2 separate regions of the Homo sapiens genome follow, and region 1 is linked to region 2. The links are chromatin contacts, found by Hi-C in ENCODE. All regions are on one chromosome and are shown on one strand. Each heading gives the region's core, a stretch centred on a gene start or an enhancer-like site at or near the end of the contact. The rest is flanking DNA. Distances are from core to core; before and after follow the strand shown.

What was found. A loop is a pair of places that touch in the nucleus more often than their neighbours do. Pooled maps may share reads with other maps.
Region 1: a map with no recorded cell type shows a loop between it and region 2 (2.3-fold over the local background). The contact joins two enhancer-like sites. A Hi-C loop is called at or near these places in 1 of 37 single-sample maps with no recorded cell type and 4 of 50 pooled maps.

Annotation. Positions count from the first base shown.
Region 1 is chr20:16,470,157-16,476,670 of GRCh38, reverse strand. The region is part of intron 12 of KIF16B (kinesin family member 16B); the gene reads left to right. Among named protein-coding and RNA genes, the nearest start is that of KIF16B, 100 kb to the left of the region's middle. RefSeq lists a silencer at 482-717. Within about 2 kb of position 4,395, at least 2 of the 41 ENCODE cell types and tissues checked have a DNase peak (open chromatin) inside an H3K27ac peak, as active enhancers do.
Region 2 is chr20:16,001,439-16,008,310 of GRCh38, reverse strand. The region is part of intron 15 of MACROD2 (mono-ADP ribosylhydrolase 2); the gene reads right to left. Among named protein-coding and RNA genes, the nearest start is that of KIF16B, 570 kb to the left of the region's middle. Within about 2 kb of position 3,675, at least 2 of the 41 ENCODE cell types and tissues checked have a DNase peak (open chromatin) inside an H3K27ac peak, as active enhancers do.

The DNA.
Region 1 (6,514 bases), core at 3,146-5,645, 470 kb before region 2:
CTAATTTTAAGATGTAAAATTTGGAGACAAGATTTAGCCCATGATATACCTAAATCAGAAACCATTCTATAATGGGCTCATTTGCATTTAAATTGTTCTCCTTTAGAGATTTTGCGAGTTGATTTTGAATAAAGGGCTTGTATTTATTATTATATTAAGCCAGATTGCTTTTTGTTAAATTTAACAAGATGTCTTTTAATGTCTGCAAAATCCTCTGACATTCCAGTCTGCTGTTAGTAAGTAAAGATATGTTTGCATTTAAAACAAAACTATTGGAGAACAAAATGATTTCTTCACTTTAACAAAACAAATGTGTCTTTTCAATGGGTTAATCTTATGAGATATTTTAAATATTGGAGTATAATACAATTGACAATTGGCAATCCCAATTATGGGAAAAGCTGTTTACCTTAAGAGCTATATATATATTCCTGTTTTATAATATGCATTTAAATACAATAGTAATGGGAATAAATGTTGTTCTACAGACTGCGTTTTAGTTTCTTAACACTAGATGTCACTGTAGATAGGAAAACACGCTCTGCCTGTTTGTATTTGTTGCAGGGCCCTTGGTAGTGGAGTTGTCTGAAGACGTGACAGATACCACTGTCAATACCATGGAATTGGGCCTGGTTGCTGATAATTACTGGATGCAGAATCTGTGTGAGAGATAAATTGTGCAGAATTTAGTATAAGTAATCATTCAGCTGGAATGTCTTCTTGTAGCTAGTTTGAGAATTGCTGCAGAAAGATGAAAATGCATCTTCACATTTCTGGAGTTCTTTTAAATAATTTTTCTAATCTTGCTTCAAGAGCAGAGTACCAGGGTAATATCTTACAGCTAAAAGGTTTTTGAAAATTGGGTCTTAGGTAGTCATTTTGATTAGCTTGCTATTAGAAAGCTTTTTGTGTCATTTACTTGTATTTGCCACTTAAAAGACTTTTCTTGTAATATCATTTCTTCTTTTACCTCTCATTTTCCTCATCTTCAACTGTGGAAGTTCTTAAGAGAATTAAAATGTACAATTCCTTGTACAATTATTTCTGTCATCCTTCGTTGTACATTTGGTAACGTCCACTCTAGCCAAGTAACCTCTGCGTTGGTTCCCGGCTGATCTGTGGAGCCAAGAATCTTCATAGATATTCAGATCGAATTTCTCCCAGCTCCTTCCTTGTTTACACAGAAACAGAAAGAATGTACTGTCACAGTTAGTGGTTGAGAAGTGGTGGAGAATATCAGTTAAGGACATGAACTCTGGAACCAAATTCTATGTAATCCAGTGCTGGCTCTGCTGGTTGCTGGCTGTATGACCTTGGGTGACTTAACCTCCCTGCACTTCAGCTTCCTGATGGGTAAAATGGGGATAATAGTACCTAACTCATCGGGTTGTTATGAGAATAAAATGAGTTCTTTGTGAAAGCTTTGAAAGCAGTGCCTGGCACACTAAATACTCTTATGTCAGTGCTTGTTAAATAACTTTAGGTTCAGGCACTCTATGGGAACTTTTACAAATGCTAAATTCTTTGAAGAATATTCAGTTCGAGATGAAGAAAAATATTTCTGAAACTTAAGAGTAATGTTTTTCTCTTGTGAAAGAACTGGAGACAAACTATGATGGTCATTATTGTCACTTCATTCATTCATTTAACTTTTATCGAACACTTGCTTGGTGAGAGGTGTTGTGTGAAAATGAATAAGACTCTTTTTGTCTGGTAGAGAAACCAAACATAAACAGATAATGAAATAAATTGTTGCAGGTGCTAATTAATAAGAGTTAACTGGATCAGGGAGTGCATTTGGCTGCAAGAGCAACCTGAGAAAACATATCCTAAGGCAGTTAGAAGTTGTCTCTGTTTTTCCCTCACCAAAAACTACAGAACTAGGCTGACTGCTGGTGGCCTGGGTTTAGTGGTACATAGTTGCCAGAGCTGAGGTCTATGTAATTCTCTTGGTCTCTCCCTTATGGTTTTGAGACATTTTTGTGACCACATCATCACATCTAAAATTTGTCAGGAAAAATGGGGAAGGGCAAAGGAGTATATGTTAGTTGAGTTTACTCCTCTTTTAAGCCCCGCTCAGCAACTTCTATTTATATTTCATAGCAGACCTATGCCACATGATGCTTCTTGCTTGCAAGGAAGGCTAGGAAGTTGTTTCTTCAGCTGAGTATATTGCTGTCCTCAATAAAACTAACTTTCTGTTCATAAGGAAGGAAGGGAAAGCAGGAGGCTATCCTGAGCATAAGCGCTTGCTATGTGCCAAGCACTGCCCTAAGCACTTCACATGTTTATGTACATTGGAATTGCATAAAAATCCTGCAATGTACAAATTCGTTATTCTATGTTAGGAAACAGAGGCTGGAGCGGGTAAGAAACTTGACACAGCTAGTAAGTGCCAAGGCCTGCTGAAGGCCAGTGTTAGGATTGGTGGGGTCACAAAGGGGGGCGTGGTCAACAGGTTAGATATTTTGGAAGGTGACAGCAAGGATGTCAGGAGGGGTTCAGAGAGAGTTGACCCGGAGGGTAGCCATGGAAACACATAGATGTTAAGAGTCCTGCATTGGGCAAGAAGGACTTTCTGATGGCCTGAGTTCAGAAAACTCTATTACCTGAGGAGGTGGAGCTTTTGGGAACACTGAGTGAGCTTGGAGCAGCAGGGAGGGAGGAAGGAGATGCCAAGGCTGGAAAAAGAGCGTGGATTAGATCATGTCAGAGCTTAATTTCCCCATTAAAGTTCTTACTGCTTCATTATTGCTTCGGGAAAAATACTCAGAGCTCATTTACATTCTGGACATTTATTCTGAAGACATTTTTCCAGTTTAGTTTCATTATCTGAGCCATCAGTATTTCTTTTGAAGTGTCTAAGTACTGTATTGAAATTTCTTATTCGTTTCTCTCATTTCACATTGAATTAATGACACAGAATGAATTCAAAATGGATGGAGTCTTAGAGCTGATCTTATCCTACCTTGTCATATCATAGTTGGGAGAATCCGAGGTCTGCACACACTGCATTCCTTACTTAGTGATCTTTGGGATTACATAGGGAGTTAGGGTCCAAGTTGAGGTGGGAATATAGTTTTCTGGCTCCTGGTCCAGCGTCCTTCCTATACTAGCATTTCTCAAAGTGTCTACTCTAGTCCCTGCGATCTCTTCCATGGGGTACTAACATTCATTTAATAACTTGCAATTTTATGTTTAATATGTATCCTCCCCAGATTCTAGTTCCAGTCCCTTAGTTCAGTGCCTGTCACACAGCAGACCCTTGGGAAATGTTTGTTGAGGGACTGTTTTAGTATTAATATGGTTCTGTAAAGGGAGAGAAAAAGAAATCCTTTCTCAAATAAGTCTGGGAAACATCACATTAAGCAAAATTTAGCAGGCCTGTTTATAAAAAGTTGGGAGAGCCTTTAAGATGCTCTTGTGCTCTGTGGCTCTAAGTTTGATGAGTAGAGGGGCCTGCTTGCTCCAAAGTTCCTTGTGTTCTGAGGACTTCCGTTGGGTTTTAAGCTAAATGCTCTTTTGCGGTTTTGGTGTCCAGGACTTAAGAAGACTTGTAGCCTGAATGGATTCCTTATAACAGAATTGCTTTTTATTCTTTGTAGGTTACCATTTGGTCTTTTCCTATTAAAATGGTGAACAATTTTTCTGCTAAAAAAACCTGTCTTAGAAGATAGTGGCATTCTGAAAAATGATTGATGTGCTTAGTTTCTCAGAACCTAGATATGGTTTTTATCCTCTGAGTATTGATATTCCTCATGGCTAGTTTCTAAGGTTGGTCTATCAAAGTCTGTTTAACTCAAAACAAACGGTATGCTCTTAGGTAATGACTTTCTCAATACTTAGAGAAGGGATTGGCATGGTAGTGGCACATAGAATAGGTTGACAAGGGCAGAATGCAAAGTCAGTAGGCAGGCGGTCAGTCAGCCGAGAGGTTTGTTCTCTGAACACAGTGTAGTGAGAGCGCGTGGCATGACGTTATCATGGGAAAGTTGGTAATGCTGTGATATCAATGATAATGACACCATTCAGGAAGTGTTTCCACAGGGTGTGTGGGAGTCTCTCTGTTCCTGAAATGGGCTTGGTCCTTTTACTTTTTTTTTTTTTTTTTTTTTTTAATTTCAGATGCTTTGGAAGGCTTTACCTTTATACCAGTACAGTTACATGACGTTAGGGTTATGTTGTCCTCCCTGCTCCTACCCAGTGTAGCTTGGCAGTTTAGAGGGTTTGGGAGTCGAAGCCTGGCTTGGCTGCTTGTGACTCAATCTTGATAAACCTGTTTCCTCCTCCTTAAAATGGGGATAATAATCATTTCCACCTCACTGGAATAATCTATGTAAAGAGATAATCTATATAAAGTACTTAGCACTGTGCCTACAAGAGGGATTGGCAGACTTTCTGTGAAGAACCAGATAGTAAATATTTTAGGCCCTGCGGGCTGTATGATCCTTCACAATGACTCATCTCTGTGGAGGTGGAACGAAAGCATATGCAGATAAGACCTCAAATGGGACATGGCTGTGTCCAAGAAACCTTTATTTACAAAAGCAGCAGAGTGCTACCCTCGGACCATTAGTTTGCTAACCCCTGGCTTAGCAGATCAAATGTGCTCAATAGACGACAGTAGCTATGGTTGTAATTTTTGTTGTTCATACCTAGTTTCATGTTAACATTAGGCCAGCCATGGAGTTCTTGAATTTTGGACTCATATTTGTTTAAATGTTTGCAGCTATATGTAAGAAACAAGGTAAGTCATGTCATTATCTTTGGTGTTTGTGTAATCACAGAATTTCAGAAGATATGATTAACAAAAAACCTTAATGGAAAAAAGAATAAATATGGAAAGTTCTGAAGAACCATAGGTAGTAAATTAGCCATACTTTCTGTCTCACAGTGAATTCAGTACGTGTAGTAATCACTTTAGGTAGTTTGGCCTCAGTGTGTGGGTCAAAAGAACCCTCAGCTTGCTTTTGCATCATTCTGTGATGGATTTTTAAAATCATATTTTTATTAAGGCTTTTATGACTAAATATACTTGTTAAGGCATATCCTTATTTTAAAATGAGCCCTCTCTGTAAGAGAAATGTCTATGCTGTTTGCGGTTAAATATGTGAAGTGAGTTTCTGTTTGAGGTCTGCAAGGAAGATTCAAGATTATATCATTGTGAGGCAGATTCAAATTGTGATGATACAAAATTATACCATTTACCACGTATTACCATCATGTCATTGGGGCATACCTGTGTCAGCACTTATAATATGCTGGTCAAGGGGCAGAACCCCTTATATTGCTAGAAGGGACCACTTTCCATCAGAGAGAAAGCTATTGGTCCTGGAGGCTTAGTCTTCACAGAGTGACAGTGTATTTTAGGACTCATATTTTATGCTTCCCAAATCAAGGAATTTTTTCAGTGTTGCCCTTTCATGTCAATTATTAGTAGTGCTTTTCAATGAAAAATTGGCTTTTGTTGGGTCAATTTTTTAAATTTTGTAAACTCATGGAGACGGAAAGTTTCCAGAGGGCATCATAGTGGAGTTTGAGAGGCACCAAGATTTCATGATGGTTAGCTCTCTCTGTTCAAAACCTCGTTCAGTAGAGATAACTTGAGAATGTGTTTTTGCCCAATGTCTCTTCCCTGTCTTTTTTCCACTTCCCATTTGATTCTTCTTTTCCTGTCTCCTATGTTTTCTGTCTCACTGGTGGATCTGAGAATTGAGGGAGGAACAAGGGAAGACGAGGTGAGAACGGAGTGAAGGTGCTATGTTCACATACCCTGGGGTAGAAATGGAAACCATCTCAGTGTTTAACTTTTGCTTAAAAAAAAAATCAATCTTATTTTTAGAACAGTTTTAGGTTCAAACAAAAGTGAGCTGAGGCCATGTGCATTGGTTCATGCCTGTAATCCCAACACTTTGAGAGGCTGAGTTGGGCCGATTGCTCGAGCCCAGGAGTTCAAGACCAGCCTGGGCAACATGGTGAAACCCTGTCTCTACCAAAAAAAAAAAAAAAGAAAAAAAGAATTTGCTGGGCATGGTGGTGCATGCCTGTAGTTCCAGCTGCTCAGGAGGCTGAGGTAGGAGGATTGCTTGAGCCTGGGGGGTTGGAGGCTGCAGTGAGCTGTGATCAACCACTGCACTCCAACCTGGGTGATGGAGTGAGACCCTGTCTCAAAACAAAACAAAACAAAAAGAACAAAATGGAACTTTAAGTGTGGAGAGTTCCCATATACTTCCTGGCCCATATGTACACAACCTCCCCCATTGTTGCCATCCCTCACCACAGTGACACATTTATTACAATCAGTGAACCCACACTGACACATCATTGTCACTCAAAATTTAGAATTTACCTTAGGGTTCACTCTTGGTGTTGTACAGTCTATGAATTTTGACAAATGTATAAAGATGTAGTCCATCATTATAACATCATAAAGAATAGTTTCACTGCCCTAAAAACACCTTGCGCTCTGACTGTTCAACCCTCTCTACCTGCTAATTCCTGGCAATCACTGATC
Region 2 (6,872 bases), core at 2,426-4,925:
ACATAGTCAAATGATGAAAGGTTTGGAAACCATGTAACGTGAGAGACGTTTGGAATAGGCGAGATAAACGACTAACCAGAAGACAGTATAGGGGGCGCTATAGGAAGGCTTTGCCTTCAAAGACTTAGGAGACTCTTGCCATACAGGCCAGGTTCATTTCAGTTCCCTCTGCAGAGCAAAGCTGGGATGAGTCAGCAGAAACGTCAGGAAAATCCAGTTCATTTATAAACACTCAATCTTTGAGGATAAAAGAACTCCTGCGAAAGATAGTGAGCTCCCCATCGTGCATGTCCCTTGACAGAGGCCACAGCATCAGCTGGGAAGGAAATCATCAAGGCTTTCTGCATCACAGCAGGAGGTTGAACAAGGTGACCTCCAGGTTCCAACTGTGAAACTTATATAAAGTTGGGTGATTTTATATATCTATACCCAACTTATATAAAGTTGGGTAAGTTACAATTAGGTACATACCCTCTCGAGTGTCATACTCTGTTAGCCACAGCCCCTCAGAGCAGCTCAGAGGGGAAAAGGGTAGGGTGGAAAGGATGCTGGGTCACAAGTTAGATAATAAATGTCAGGGCCTTGCTCCACCTACTGAATGTGTGACCCTGGTCAGGTATATTTTACTCCTCATACCCTTAATTCCTGTAATTTCAGTTTGAAGAAAAGTAGATACCGCTGTTTTGAAAAAATTTTTAAATATTATTTTGACTGTGCCTAAAAATTTTTTAAGCATCAGTTATTTGAAAAATGGAATAAACAAAAGCTTTCCTGCCCATAGCACCATGGCCGTGGTGAAACTGTTGTATAAGAAACCTTATAGAAGATGACCTCTGCACATTTTCTGGACACTGTGGTATCAGGTTTGCTAATAGTCCTCTGCCTCACTGTATGTTGTTATAAAGTGAAGGTGTTGTCAGCAGTTTCTTTCTTCTAAGTCTTACCTACTCTGCACCAATGCAACTGGTTTCTGTGGTTCAGAACTGCCACGTTGGCTGGGATAGTCTAGTTTCTTTAGGCCTACCGTATTCAAAGCAATAATAGTGAAACTCTACTGTAATTTATCACTCTCCTATGCAAAACAAACATTTATAAAATGCAGCTACATTTCTGTCTTACCTACCAAAAATGTTCACCCTGCTTATATCTTTTTGTAAGCCAATTTGTACTTCAAACATTATGTCATATTTTTCAGACAGCAATAAATTAATTCATAAGTATTTGGAGTCTGCTTTGCAAGCCAATTCCATGTCATACCACGGCTCAGAACACACATCCCATGTTTTACAAGGAATTTTCCTCTAAGTTGTGATTGTAGTGTCCTCTAATGGTACAGTAGATGTATAATATTTAATACAGGCACATCTCCATACCTATGCATCACTGTTCAAACAGAAGCTGATTAGTGTACTTGAGACAAAAAGAGGTCGTTCTAATCAAATGTTTTGGCATTGGTTCCTTTTATTTGAAAAAGATGGTAGTAGATTTACAAAAGTAATTCTCCTTTTACCCAAGTCTTGGTAATGAGAAACTAGACATGAGAACACACTTAATCATCCTATTACCCAACACCTGAGCCTCCGAGCCTCCCACTTGAAAGCATGGGGAAAATACACATCACCCAATTCGAGGGAGAGCCTGGGCCCCTCTCTTAACATCCCACCAACAATCTGTGCTTCACACACTTAAGCACTACTCCACTCCATTTCAATAAAAATAGAGTTTAATTTGGTCTCAAAACAACTTGCTTTTTCCCAAGTATGGGGAAAAAGGGCTTGGGCTGTGGGATCAACTACCACAATACATGTGGCTATTCAGGAATCAAGGGGGTTCACCATCACTCAAAGGTAGGGTGCAAATCTGTGTTGCAGTTAATTAATTTAGACTTCATATGAACTGCTTGAACTACAAAGAAAGCTAGTTTCCAACAACCAAAGGATAAAGAAAGGAATGAAAAGGCTAAGAGACTTAGCAAACAAACTGTTGGCCATTTGAGAGTAACTTAAGGCTCCCCAAAAATGGCCCCTTGATTGAAATCAATTAAAAGGAACCAACTGACCCGATGATGAGTAAGAGCTTAAATATCCCACCTACTCAATAATGGTCCAAATAGAGTCCCAAAGCCCTGGAGGCCTCATGAATATTCTGAGAATTTAAAGTGCCTAAAGAAGGAGGGATGGGCGGAGGAGAGGGTCTTTGCTTCTAAATAATAGTGGCTCTCCTGTGGTTACCCTTAGCCTTCCAGGATTGGCTTTTCAAGCTCTTCATTGAAATTGCTCAAGTCTTTAACTGATCTCCCTTAAGGATTCAAAAGCCTTAAGCTAATTACACTTGGCTGAGATATGCTTGATGAGATGGGAAAAACATAAAGCTTTTGAAAGGGTGAAAATCTCAAACCATCTGCTGGTGGTGTTACTGAGAGAACAATAGGGGAAAAGGAAGAGGGCAGCTAGCCAGAGTGGAAAGGTACAGGATTTCTTTAATTACTGGGTTAATGAGACCATTACTCCTTGGAATGTTGGGAAAGGCAGGACACACAAGCTTAGAGAGCTAGGCAACAACAACTGTGCTTGGTGAATAAGCGAAGCCAAAGATCGACAACAACAAAAAGACACGCTGTGAGGGAGAAAAGGAGAATTAGGTCAGCTGGGTTTAGAAAAGCATTTTTGATTAGAAATCACAGGTAGTTTACGGAAAGGAGAAATAAATGCTCCTAAGTTGGAATTAGGTTTCAGAACAACCTCTGTACTTTTTTTCTGATTATCTCTGGTCCTCAAAGGCAATTGCAGATGGAGCCCTGGTGAAGTACGCTCTCTCTGATGTCAGTGAGCCAGTTGCTTCTGTTATACTTGGCAATCCAGGTGAACAGCCTGCGTTTAGCTTTCAGATCAATGCCCCAGGTGTTGATTCAATATGGCAAACAGCTTATGTGTGTTGCTCTAAAGGCCCTGTTCAGCTTCTCCTTTTTTCTTTTCTTATTAAAATAAGCCCCTCAAATTCAACGGAGGAAATGTTAGATCTTGGAAGACAAACTGACTTAAATCAGATAAGGGCTGCTAAAGCAGGGTTTATTTTTACTTTGTGTGGGGAACTTCCGCAAGTTGAGCAAGAGTTATGCCCCCGATCCTATTTTTGCTCTTTTTTCAACCCTTGTAGAGAGAATGCCATCTTCTTTCACATGACTCCTTCTTGTTTCTATGTCTAAAGACAAGTAGAACTATGAAAATGATGGGGAATTTTTATCTTCATTTTCCCCCCATATATCCTGTTCATCAAAATAAGGAAAGAATGACTGTAAGGTGTATGGATGTGCTTTGCTCAAGAATAGGCCAAGGCGGACATCCAGGCCAGCATGACTTAGTGAGTTTAGGGTGCAGGTGTATACTCCACTTTTTATATAATCTGTTTAAGTTCACACTTGGCTCTGAGTCACTACTGTCTGTAAAAAGTATAACTGCCCCGCTGATGCCAGACAGGCGCTCTTGTGCTGGGGCCAAGAGAAAGAGAGAGAGTACTGCAAGACGGAGAGAAGGGAGCCATGGCTCGCACTCGTGCCCAGAGAGAGAAAGAGTTAAGCTGCTAACACTGTAAGGGAGAGCTGGCCTTGCAGGCTGGTCCTGCGGCTGTGTGTGGGAGTTGGCTGCTGACAGGGGCCGCAGAGCCGGAGCAAACAGCCGAGATAAAGGCAGAGAGTATAAGAGAGCTAGTGTGAGAGAGCTGCTGATAAGAGAGCTGCTAAATAAAACTACCTTTCACCTGCCATCTGCCCATCCACCCACTCCCATCAGACCTCAGCTGGGGCTGGAACCTGACCCCGAGCATGACATTTGGAGTAGTCGTGGCCCTGGCATAACAAGGACCCTTTAGTAGCATACATGATTTTGTATACACAACTCCAATATATGCTGCTCAGGATGCATTTTGCGTACCACAGGGCTGCTTTCCAATAAACAAACACAGTCCTTGGTTCTGTACTCTTCTAACCTAGGCACGCGGTCTCTGTGTTCCCTTGTCCATATCACCTGCCACTGTGGGAGAAATGTGTTGTGCAATGACCACAAAGAGGGCATATGCGGGAAGAGAGGCTTATAAGTGGCTGATCTCCGACATACTGTGGGTTGGAGTCGGGAAGAGGTCCTCATCCTTACCACAGGTAATGCCCTGTGTCTCAGCTGCAGGTACTGGGGGTCCACAGTGACGCTAAAGAAGCATCTTCTCCCACAGTGGCAGTTGTGAGCCAGCTGGTTTGGATAATGAGGGCTTTGCCAGTGGTTCTCAAGCTGTGGTCCCTGGACCAGCAGTACCACCATCACCTGGGAACTCATTAAAAATGCAAAATTTTGGCCGGGCACGGTGGCTCAAGCCCGTAATCCCAGCACTTTTGGAGGCCGAGGCGGGCAGACCAGGAGGTCAGGTGTTTGAGACCAGCCTGGCCAACATGGTGAAACCCTGTCTCTGCTAAAAATACAAAAATTAGCCGGGCGTGGTGGTGCTTGCCTGTAATCCCAGCTACTCAGGAGGCTGAGGCAGGAGAATCGCTTGAACCTGGGAGGTGGAGTTTGCAGTGAGCTGAGATCACGCCACTGCACTCCAGCCTGGGCGACAGAGTGAGACTCTGTCTCTAAAAGAAAAAGCAACATTTTGACTCCTGCCATCTCCAGATCTACTAAACCAGAAACTTGAGGGATAGGGCACTGAAAGCCATGCTTTAACAAAGGCTTCAGGTGATTTCATGCACATTCAACTTGGAAAGCCTCTGCCCTCACTTTGGGCTACACCTGCTGGAGCTAGGGTTACTGGCAGACTAAGCAGTGTTACGCAGCCTGTTGCCAGGAAGTCTGGACCATGAGCCTCCAAACTCTGCTTATTTGCTTTCTATTGTTTTCACTGTCTTGTCTCTAGGATATATAAATGTGAATTCCTACATATAACACAAGAGATGCACACACACACACACACACAGGGTTCAAACTTTCATAAAGTCCTAATATTCTAATAGAGAAACCAAACCACAGCAATTATTGTATAAGAAATATACTCGAAGGGGAGCTCAGGAATTTGCACTTTTAGCAAGTTCCTAGATGATGCTGAAGCTACTGGTCCAAGGAACACATTTTAAGAACTTCCATCCAGATGAATCTGTTTTCACTACTGAGGGCTTAGCTTCCCCTTGAGGGTAGAGATTGTTTGTGTGTGTGTGTGTGTGTGTGTGTGTGTGTGTGTGTGTGGGTGGGTGGGTGGGTTTTCTATTTTGTTTTTGTTTGTGCCCCAGCCCCGAGCCCAGTGCCTTGTACATATTCATGCTGGATAGTTTTTAAATTAATAAACATCATTGAAAGTGCAACTGAGGAGACTCAGAAGGAGGGTACTCTGTTTGCCTACCCATCTGTCAATCATCTTTGCCTCATCACCACCCAAAAGAAGACAGTGGGAAAGTCTAGGATTTTCAAAAGGAGTGTTCTAAATTTGGATGCGAAATACTAGAGTAGCGGTAGAGGTAATGTACTAGTTTCTACTTGCTGCAGTAAATTACTTAGTGGCTTCACACAATGCAAACTGATTTTCTTACAGTTCTGGAGGCCAGATGTCTGAAATGGGTCTTATGAGGCTAGCGTCAAGGTGTCAGCTGAGCTATGTTCCTTCTTGAGGCTCTGGGGAAAAATCTGTTTGATTACCTACTACGGTTTCTAGAGGCCACCTGTATTCCTTGTTTCATCGCCTCCTTCCTCCATCTTCAAAGCCAGCAGCATAGCATGTTCAAATCTCAATCGCTCTCTTGTGGTCTCTCCTCTGCCTCTACCAACGCATCTCCTTCCCTCTCACTGACTCTCCTGCTTCCCTATTTGCTTATAGATATACTTGTGATTACACTGGGCTCACCTGGACACTCCAGGACATTCTTCTCTTTTCAAGCCCCCCAACTTAATTACATCAGCATCGTCTCTTTTCCTGTGTAATGTAACACATGGAAAGGTTCCTGGGATTAGGATGAGGACACCTTTGGGGGACCATTGTTCTGTCTACTCCAGGCAATTAAAAACAGTAACCCTTAATGTTCTCTTCAACCCCACATTTTATTTGGTGACTGGACTAAAATTTTTATTCCTTACTATAGGTGATAAAATAGTAAGATATCTTCTGGATATGTTCCTGTATTGTCAGAGATAACTTTGAGATCTACTTATTGAGTATCTCTTAAACAGGTAGACTTTGGAGATATGAAATATACATATTTATGTATATACACACATGTATATATATATATATAAGACACATTATATTATATAACTATATTTATCTTGTCTAGTATTTATCCTATCTAATTACTAGATGTTACGCAAGTTTTAGTTTCTCATTGCATAAGGTTTCCTATAATATTTTGTTAATGGAAAAATAAGAGTAATGTAACAAAGTGTAAAATATTGACTATATTAATTTTGAAAAGTACTCCCTTACATTGAAATTATATGACCATATCTTAATACGTTACGAAAAATGAACCTCTTAATCCTGAATATTTTTACTTTATGAACTATGTTTGTAAGTATATGAAACAAAAGAACAGATGAAGTAAATTATGTTTAAAGTTTGAGGAACAAACCAAATATGACAAATGGAAAAAAAATTCTCCTTTGAAATTTTTCTTTCAGAAGAAATATCTATTTTTCCCTTTTTCCCCATTTCTCTGCAGTTTATAAAATTAGGTTCAATTTAAAATGAAGGCTAATAAACTATGACAACATCTCTGAAAAATGAACTCATGTGCTTCTATGTAAAAAATGTAAATTCAAACAATGGGATGATATTATTGGTTAGAAACGTGACTGATTCATCTCGACAACATTTCCTTTGAAGTTTCACAATGAAATAAA